2 separate regions of the Homo sapiens genome follow, and region 2 is linked to region 1. A link is an interaction called in ENCODE POLR2A ChIA-PET data of the cell type or tissue named here. Cell type or tissue: PC-3. All regions are shown on one strand. Region 1 has its middle 21 kb from the start of PGBD4. Region 2 overlaps LPCAT4 (lysophosphatidylcholine acyltransferase 4).

The links. Peaks named below come from ENCODE experiments on the same cell type or tissue, not always from the same donor. Only the 100,000 strongest peaks of a DNase experiment are listed, where the experiment ranks them.
Region 2: POLR2A ChIA-PET joins it to region 1 with 6 read pairs; 6 of 35 experiments call an interaction of 5 or more read pairs at or near these places.

The regions. Positions count from the first base shown.
Region 1 is chr15:34,121,037-34,126,036 of GRCh38, forward strand. No RefSeq gene overlaps it. Among named protein-coding and RNA genes, the nearest start is that of PGBD4, 21 kb to the left of the region's middle. In PC-3, no CTCF peak of the experiment used is centred here; a DNase peak (open chromatin) is centred at 1,915; H3K27ac peaks cover 2,696 bases.
Region 2 is chr15:34,357,809-34,362,808 of GRCh38, forward strand. It overlaps LPCAT4 (lysophosphatidylcholine acyltransferase 4), which reads right to left. Exons shown (of 14, transcript NM_153613.3): 8 at 4,974-5,000; 9 at 4,765-4,847; 10 at 4,388-4,513; 11 at 3,592-3,724; 12 at 2,303-2,401; 13 at 1,781-1,937; 14 at 825-1,494. The coding sequence ends at 1,319. Among named protein-coding and RNA genes, the nearest start is that of LPCAT4, 6.9 kb to the right of the region's middle. In PC-3, CTCF peaks have their summits at 768 and 2,665 (motif pointing right); DNase peaks (open chromatin) are centred at 743, 1,783 and 2,703; H3K27ac peaks cover 3,193 bases.

The DNA of each region.
Region 1 (5,000 bases):
TATTAAAATCTTTTGCCCAATCAGATTATTAAATTTTTTTCCCCATAGAGTTGTTTGAGCTCCTTTTATATTCTGGTTATTAATCCCTTTTCAGATGGGTAATTTGAAAATATTTTCTCCCAATCTCTAGGTTGTTCACTTTACTGATTGCTTCCTTTGCTGTGCAGAAGCTTTTTAACTTGATGTGATGCCATTTGTCCATTCCATTTTTGCTTTGGTTGCCGGTGCTTGTGGGGTATTACTAAAGAAATTTTTGCCCAGACCAATATCCGAAAGTTTCCCCAGTGTATTTTTTTTCCTTTTCCTTTTTTTTTTTTTTAGACAGGGTCTCACTCTGTCACCCAGGTTGGATTGCAGTGGTTTGATCTTGGCTCACTGCAACCTCCACCTCCTGGGCTCAAGCGATCCTCCCACCTCAGCCTCCTGAGTAGCTGGGACTACAGGGGCAAGCCACCACACCGAGCTAATTTTTTGAATTTTTTTTAGAGACAGGGTTTCGCCATGTTTGCTCAGGCTGGTCTTGAACTTCTGAGCTCAAGAGATCTGCCCACCTTGACCTCCCAAAGTGCTAAGTTTGCAGGCGTGAGCCACTGCACCTGGCCTCCCCAGTGTTTTCTTGTAGTAGTTTCATAGTTTGAAGTCTTAGGTTTAAGTATTTAATCCATTTTGATTTGATTTTTGTGTATGGTTGAGAGAAGAGAGACAGACCCTCTCATATTGTTTTATACTCAGAAAAGGAAAGAGAAGCAAAACTAAAGGCAGGTAGCCTGGTGCCTAGGAACCAGACCCGAAACCAGGCCTAGGCCTGCCTGACCTAAGCCTGGTAGTTAAAATTCGACCCCTGACCTAGCAACCGATGTTATCTATAGATTACAGAAAGACATTGTAAAACTTGCCGGTCTGTTCTGTTTCACTCTGACCACTGGTGCAGGCAGCCCCTGTCACGTGCCCGCTGCTTGCTCAATCGATCACCACCTTCTCACGTGGACCCCCTTAGAGTTGTGAGCCCTTAAAAAGGACAAGAATTGCTAACTCAGGGAGCTCAGCTCTTGAGACAGGAGTCCTGCCAATGCTCCCGGCCAAATAAACCTCTTCCTTCTTTAACTCGGTGTCTGAGGAGTTTTGTCTGCGGCTTGTCCTGCTACACGGTGAGAGATATGGGTCTAGTTTCATTCTTCTGCATATGGATATCCAGTTTTCCCAGCACCATTTATTGAAGAGACTCTTTTCCCAGTGTATGTTATTGGCCTCTTTGTTGAAAATGAGTTCATTGTAGGTATGTGTATTTGTTTCTGAGTTCTCTATTCTGTTCCATTGGTCTATGAGTCTGTTTTTATGCCAGTACTATGCTCTTTTGATTACTACAGCTCTGTAGTACAATTTGAAGTCAGATAATGTGATTCCTCCAGTTTTGGTCTTTTTGCTTAGTATAACTTTGGCTATTTGGGGTCTTCTGTGATTCCATGTACATTTTAGGATTTTTTTTTTTCATTTCTGTGGATACAGAATCTTTCAATGAGAAAAAAATAAAAATTCAATGAGTTCCATTTTAATAGGTCATACTGCAGATGTTGCCAATTGACAATTATACTATAAAATTAGACAAGATGATTTATAATTTGTTAGTTATAATTTTGCTATTCCCAAACTTCCTGTGAGGCCCTGACTAAACTGACAAACCTGAACATTGTAATTCCTAAAACAATAACAAAACCCTACCACTCACAGACCTCAATGATTCTCAAACTTATGTGTGTGTGAGAATCACCCGGGGAGTGTAATAAACATCAGATGCCTGGGCCCCACCCCTGGAGATTCTAACTCGGTTGGTCTGGAATGGGGCCCTGGGCAGTTCCATGTTTACAAGCTTGTGATGTCATTCCGATGTGCCGCAAGTTTGAGAGCTGCTGGCCTATCTCAGGGGAATAGCATTTGCATTAAATAAGTAGTCTAGTAAAGCTCTTAGAAAACAAAGCATAATGCTTCCTTTGTGGCTATTAGTCATTAGCGACTTTCCAGAAGCAGAAATGGTATGTCCATTTATCACGATACTAACAAATTTCTGTCTAGCTTTGACTCAACAGTTAAAACAGTGCAGGGGTTAAGAACACACACACAGGATATGGGGTCAAACCAGGGTTTGAATCCTGGCTGTGTCAATTACTAGCAGTGAGACCTTGTCCAAGTGGCTTCATGTTGAGCCTTAGTTTCTGCATGTGGAAAAAGGAACTAGAGTACTTATTTATCTCCCAGGATTGTATGAGGATTAAATGAGAGAATGTAAATAAGGCACCTACCACAGCTATAGGCAAGTGAAAAGCAATCAATAAATGGAACTATTGGCCAGGCGTGGTGGCTCACAACTGTAATCCCAGCACTTTGGGAGGCCGAGGCAGGCGAATCATGAGGTCAGGAGTTCGAGAACAGCCTGGCCAACATGGTGAAACCCCATCTCTATTAAAAATACAAAAATTAGCCAGGCGTGGTGGCAGGTGCCTATAATCCCAGCTACCTGGGAGGCTTAGGCAGGAGAATCACTTGAACCCGGGAAGTGGAGGTTGAAGTAAGCTGAGATCGCACCATTATCCAGCCTGGGCAACAAGAGTGAAACCTTGTCTCAAAAAAAAAAAAAAAAAAGGAACTATTATTATTATGTTGACTAATTACTAGATGATTTCAGTGTGACCTTGCTGTGATTAATGCAGGATTAGAAACAGGATCAACTTAATATGATCATATTAAGCTTTCTGTGACCATATATTTGTTCTGGAAAGGGTGAAACATACAAGTGTGTATATTATACACACTACAAACAAATGTTTTATCTATTTTAAAGTAAGTAATTATATTTAGTCTCTTCCATTCTTAATGTGTTTATATCACTTACAAAAATACTTCCATATCACATAGGGAGATCATTTTACAGAAGAAAATGAATGGCATGAGATGGCCACCTGTTTCATATTCTAGGCAACACAGCAGTCACAAGCTATGGAAATCCAAGATTTAGGAGACTGGTTTTATATCCTAAGCCAAAGTTATCCCTCAAAACCAGAATGCTTTTTAAAAATAAAAATAGTCTTATGGTGATGAAGGCATATGTCTATAATACCAGACCGAAAAGTGATAATAGTAATCAGCAAGCAGAATTAACCACAGTTTTTTTAGTTATAGTGCTCTGGCCTATTACATTAAAATGAACAATTTTTCAGATAAAGAATCTTCAACTACATTTCCAGTGGAGAAATTCAATTGCCCTATCCTAGACTTATGCAACTCTGGTTCTCAAAGGTCCCTAATTTTTATCTGTAAGAACAACTTTTTATTTCCTAGATACTTTATGATTCCAAATGGGTAGGGGTAGGGGTGAGGCGAGGGCAGAAACTGTCCCAGAAGTCAGCAGTGAAGTCCCTGAACAGAGATGGACAGTGCTGATGATAGAGTCGGTCAGCTCCCTACTTTTGCCCTTCTCTTGGAGCTGGTCAGAGGCATAACCAATATGGTGAGAAAAATGGCTTTCATGCAAGATCTACTGGCAGAGATCCTGATGGGCTGCTGGAGGTCCCCTGGGTTTATAATTATCAGCACACATCTATGGAACAATGCAACTGTAAAGCGTACTGTGCTAGGTACCCATACAGAATAAGTACCTTACATTAATTCTGCGACAAAATATGCAGTCTTACAATTAATGATCCATGTGTGAGGGAGTGAATCCTAATGGCAGTAACAGAGGGTTTGCAGATATGCTCATTGACAGCATGGCAGGGTCCTGTTACAGGAGTTCTATTACGGAATGAATCTTCTCTTGATAGAAAAACAGGTGCTGGTTGGTGGCTACAGCCAAGAAGGATGAATGACTGATAGGAACAGGCACCTGGGTCTCGTCTGAATATTCTAGTTTATTTTAAACACCCAGTAGCTCTTTGTTCCTTTATTCATTTATTCAACAAATTTTTATTGAACATTTCTTATTATATTTAGGTTGCACAGAGCAGGGAGCTGGAGTTACAATGGTGAGTTAGACAAACATTGATCCTACCTAAGAGGCTACTGACAGGTAAATAAGTAAAATTTAGTATAGCCAATTATACTTATGTACCATGATGGGGGAAGAACAGGATACACTCAGAGCACAAAGAAGGGGCACCCAACACAAAAATTTGAAGAGAAGAACAAGCTAAGACTTGAAGATTCAAGAAAGAGTTATTTTCAGAGAAGGTGGGAGGATGGATGAAGGGAAAAAGGCAGAGACAGGAGTGAGTGTTCTCCGCAGAGAAAAACAGTAAGTTTGAAGGCCTGGACTGAAATTGCAGGGTATGTCCAACCAAATGGCCCAAGAGTACCCTGGCATACGGTGGAGTATGTATGTGTGTGATGTTGAGATGAGATGAGGGTAGAAAGCAAAGCCAGGAACAAGAAGAAGCTAGTGGCCAGGCACAGTGGCTCACAATGGTAATCTCAGCACTTTGGGAGGCCAAGGCAGGAAGATTGCTTGAGTCCAGGAGCTCGAGACCAGCCTGGGCAACATAACGAGACCCTGTCTCTACAAAACAAAAGAAATATTAGCTGGGCAGTCCCTGCTACTCAGGAGGCTGAGGCTGAAGGATCCCGTGAGCCCAGGAGTTCGAGCTGCAGTGAGCTATGAGCTATGATTACATCAGGGCACTCCAGCCTGGGTGACAGAGAGACCCTGCCTCTTAAAAAAAAAAAAAGTAACATACAGTAATTTCTGAAATTACTAAAACTATACAAGGTGCCAGGAAGTTCCAGTTAGGTCACTAGCAGCAGTAAGTTGATGTCATTAAATCTGAGCAGATTCTGTGTAAAGTTGAAGAGTGATGGGCTCTTCGGTTTCTATGCTAGCTATTGATGCTTCCTCCCTGTATCCTGTTAAAGCCTATCTATTCCCAACTAACTGTAAAATATAAGGAACACAGCAGTTTCGTCAATGTGAGTAAGAAAACTATTCAATTAGTAGACAACAATAAAGGAATTCT
Region 2 (5,000 bases), 240 kb after region 1:
AGGGGTAGTCTTAGATTCTACAAATCCATAAATCTTGTCTCCAGCCTTATCTTGGCTCCCTGCAGCCTCCTCCTGGCAACAGACTGGCTCTCAGGCTGTGATAAGTCTCCAAACTGAGGAATCTCCAATGATCACATTATACATCCCCTCTTCACAAGCCTGGACTTGGTGTCAGGAAGGCTTATCTGGGCATCTTATAATTATCTGCCTCCCTTGAAGTCTATAGATAGAAAGATGCTTTTCTACCTGTTAGATCTCTGAGATAGAGATCTAATTTTCTTTCTTCTTTTTTTGAGACAGGGTCTCGTTCTGTAGCCTAAGCTACAGAGTGCAGTGGCATAACGATGGCTTATTGCAGCCTCAACCTCCTGGGCTTAGACAATCCTCCCAGCTTAGCCTCCCAAGTAGCTGGGACTACAGGTGTGCACCAGCATGTCCAGCTAATTTTTCTATTTTTTTTTTTTTTTTGTAGAGGTGGGGTTTCACCACAGCATCCAGGCTGGTCTTGAACTCCTGGCCTCAAGCCATCTGCCTGCCCCAACCTCCCCAAGTGCTGGGATTACAGGCATGAGCTACCATGCCCAGCCTAATTTTCTAATTGTCCATAATTGTGTCTCTAGGGGGCCTTGTTTTCTTCCTTGAAAAGAGGCTGAACAGAAAGGACTTCAGTGTCCTTACTCATCTTGTGTCAGAGAAACCCTCCTGTGTAGCTGGTCTGACCTGCAGGGAGGAGGCCGGTTCCTTACTGACACAGCTCCTTGCTTCCACTAGGGGCGATGGAATCAAGTCTCAGTAGGATTATTAAATATGGAATGGTAGCAAGCTATTTTTTAATCTTTAATGAGGACAGAGCAAGAGGGAATGGGCTGAAAAGAGGTTCACGAGGAAGTCTGTTAAAATGTACATATAGGAGATGACAGCAGGAGGGAGGATATGGAACCTCAGTATGATTTCTGTGCAGGAAAGAGCCCTGTCCGAAGAGGAAGATTCATCCAGCTATGGCCAAGAGGACGAACCTTGGAAACATTTGTGATTTTCCAACGGGCGTCCTACAACCATTCATCCCTTTCCTTCCCAAGTAATGGTAACATCAATATGACTGGACTTCATTTTTTTTAATAGATATAGATATAGATTTATATTTATATATAAAATAGTTTTTTACAAAAAAATCAACCAAACAAAAAATTAAAATCAACTTAAAAAAACAACAACCAAACAACAATAACAAAATTCAAACAGGAGCAGAGATGGGGCTGAGGCATAGGGGAGGCCCCTAGCGCTGCCCTGAGGAGGAGGGGGTGAGAGGCTGAGGCACTCAGTCTCCCTTCTGCTTGGGTGCTTGCACAGTCCCATTGGCCAGAGCAGTGGGGTTGCCTGGGGATGAGGCATTTGGTGTCTGGGAGGTGCCTCGAGAGGTGTGTGGGGGGCGCAGGTAGGTGCTGAAGAGTTTCCCATAGAGTGGGTCATGGAGGGAGAAGTTCTGGAACTGACCTGGACAAATAAGAGATGGGGAAAAGTGAAAAGATCTAAGAACGAGAAGAGAATCTCCCTGCTTTTTTCTCAGAACTAAAACACCTTGTGCCTCTACTCTGTTTAACTTCTCAAATCCAGGTTCAGGTCCTCTCTTCCTTTCTAGCCTGTTCCTCCCAGCCTTACTTCTCATAGGTTCTGATCTCCAGCACTGGCCACTAACCCTTGTTCCCTCCCAGCCCAGTGCTTTCCTGGATGCTGATGGTGCCCCAAGTGCCCGTGTGGGGCTGAGAAGGCAGTGACTCACAGAGGGAGAGGCCTTGGCTGGATCCTGCCTGGCACAGCTCAGCATGCAAAGCTGTGGCAGCAGGGTGGGGTGAACCCAGCAGCAGGTGCAGGATGGTGCTGAAGCCGTCTTTGTACAGCAGGCGGTTGGGACCCTCTGCTTGCTCTTCAGCAAAGAGCTTGGGAGAGAAAGGGATAAGAGTCAAGTTCTCTCCTCATGCCATGGCCTCACCCTGCCCCACAGACTGGCCTGACAGGCTCCTCCTCTTCCAAAAGGGTGGTGCACAAGCCTTCCCTGACCCTCCAGTGCCCTTTCTGCAGAACTGTAGACTTTATAGCTTTTTCCTTCTTCTTCCTTCTTCTTGTGCCCAGCTAGGTCTCAACATAGAGGCCGGGGGTCTGCAGTTTTAGGCACTGTGGCACTAGGTTGGATACCAAATGCCTAGTATCTAGAAGCTACTGGAAACAGCATACCAAAATAGGCCTCCTGGAGCGGGGTGAGCATAGCCACTAAGCACCCCCCACCACCGCCACCCCCCATTACCTCAAAGGCCAGACGAGTTAGCTCTTCCAGGCTCCTGCCCCCATCCAGAGCTGCTAGTGCAAGGGCCACATCTCGGAAGTCCACCAAACCCTTGGTATCCTGGTGTGAAAAAGAAACCAGGGCAATGCGGGGACCCTGCGCCTCCCTTCCTGCTCTTTGGATTTTGACTCCTCCCTCTTCTCAGCAAATAATGGGGGTGATCCCTGTGACTGCTCCCCTCAGAACTGTGAGCTCCAAACTCTTTAGGATCCCTGGAATTTCTCTCAGGTCATAGGCTTTCTCAAGCTATATCAGGTCACCTGGTGACAAAGCCCTCCCATAAAGGGATCTCCTAGGAATGTAAGGGAATCCCTCAGGAATGCTGAAGCTACTATGAAGTCTCTGACATGCCAGCGGAGGGCAGTCCTGGTCCCCAGGCTAGACAAACTGGTTCTCTCTGACTCAGCCTATGTAGAAGAACTGGTCCAACAGATTGAAAGGGGGACACAGGCATAATTTCTTATGAAAAACACAAGGAGGATGCCTGCTGTACCAGCTCCATGGGAGACCATGGCATTTGAATTTTTGTTTCTGCTCTGCTACAGGCCAAGTGGGGGAAGCTCTTTTCGGGGACAGTCCGCCTCAATCTAAGGAATCTAGATACCTGGTCACTCTGTCCCTTCAGAGGATGTTGAGGGTCACATTCTGCATCTCAGATCAAAAAGCTCCTTGGGACCACTGTTGGTTGTTCATAAGCATTAAGAATCTTTTAGGATTTTTGGAAGTTGACCAGGGAACTTGGTTAAATCTTGAGAAATACATGGCTTGCTAAGAATCTTGAGAAAATTCCTCTAGAGAAGCTATAGGATATTTAAAATAATCTGCCCAAGTCCTACAGATATAGCTGGGTCTCAAGCTCTCAACCATCTAACTGTCCGGTGTTGTTTCTTCTACATGTCATCTTCCCACGTAACCTTCATGACTCTCCTTCAAAGACCCTCACCCAGCACCCCAAAAGGTCTTATGATTCCCCACCTTCGCCACTCTCTAAAGTGGTTTCAGAAATTTATAGTCCTTACTGATTATTTCTCCCTTGTTCCTCCTCATGATGATAACATTGCTCTTCAATGCACTGGATGCCTGATTAAAAAATGAATCTTCAGTGGATCTCAGGGGATGGCCATCTAACAACAGCTGTGAGAACATCCACTGAGGACTCCAAACTGTGAGTGACTGATACGGCCACTAGGAACATGTCAGCCTGGAGGGAAGCCTGGGTTCTGCTCTGCTCTTTGTTCCAGCTCCTTTACCTGCTGGAAGTAGCCAAAGGCACCAGCCACCGTCTGAGGATCAGAGAGCTGTAGCTGCCTGGCAAACTCTTCCTGGCTGATCATTCGACTCCGGCCTGGCTCTGCCCCAGCGTCCACATAGCCAGCGGACAGCCTACGATGGAATTGTTGAAGGCAGAGAGCTGTCTCAGTTTCCTTCTGGACACACCATCAGCAGGACTTCAGCCCCAGTACCAAGAGTTCTATCAGTACAGGTTTAGCTGCTGTTTTTCTAAGATGTACTGACTCACAGTCCCTTGAGAGCACTTCTTACTTTTTTCTTTTCTTTTCTTTTTTTTTTTGACGGAGTCTTGCTCTGTCACCCAGGCTGGAGTGCAGTGGCACGACCTTGGCTCACTGCAACCTCCACCTCCCAGGTTCAAGCAATTCTCCTGCCTCAGCCTCCCAAGTAGCTGGGATTACAGGCATGTGCCACCAAACCCGGCAAATTTTGTATTTTTAGCAGAGATGGGGTTTTGCCATGTTGGTCAGGCTGGTCTTGAACTCCTGACCTCAGGTGATCCACCCGCCTTGGCCTCCCAAAGTGCTGGGATTACAGGTGTGAGCCACCGTGCCCGGCCCCTTCTTACTTTTTTCACCTGCATTATTACATATCCTTCCATTTATTCCCCACTTCCTTTTATTTATTCTATTATCTTTCTTCCCAGTTTTTTTCATTTTTAAGATTTTCCTTCTTCCTTCTCATTTCTCCCCTTCTTATTCTCTCTCTCTCTCTCTCTGTGACACTGCTCATACCCTCATTTCCAAGACCACTTACCCAGCCTTCCGAAGCACTTTTCCCAGTTCCCAGAGCTGTGGTTCCAACGCCACCTTCAGCCGGCCCACCACAATCACAGGTAAGCTCCCTACAAACTCACATTCGGTGGCTGGAATGCCCAGAGCCCTACAGGATGAAGAGGGATGGGATGGAGGGTAAGGAAGCAGAAGAAACTTCTGAGGGTTGGTTCCTGACCCTGGCCCGCTGACTGGAGTAGATCAGGCCCCTTTAAATCTCCCTGCCTCTGTCTCAGCTGTTCAAGAGCCCTTCCCACTGCCTGCTCCTCGATCTTTGCCTGAAAACCTCGCCCCCTCCACGCCCCTGTGGTTCCTTTGCCCTGTGCAACTGCTCCAGGAAATAGTTTGTGGGGCACTCACTGTGCCATGACCCTCTGAACATTGTTGGCATAGAGGGTGGGGTCCCTGCTCTCCTCAGGGCTGGGGTGATACACAGGAAGGAACTGAAACACAGACACACACAATTCTTATCAGAACCTCAAAGTGAGGTATGACCACTCCCACCCTCTTTTCCCAAGGTTTCAGGAGTCTGAGATGTACTTCTCCCACCGCCCCCACGGGAGCCATACCTCCACATCCACAATGCTGCAGGGCTG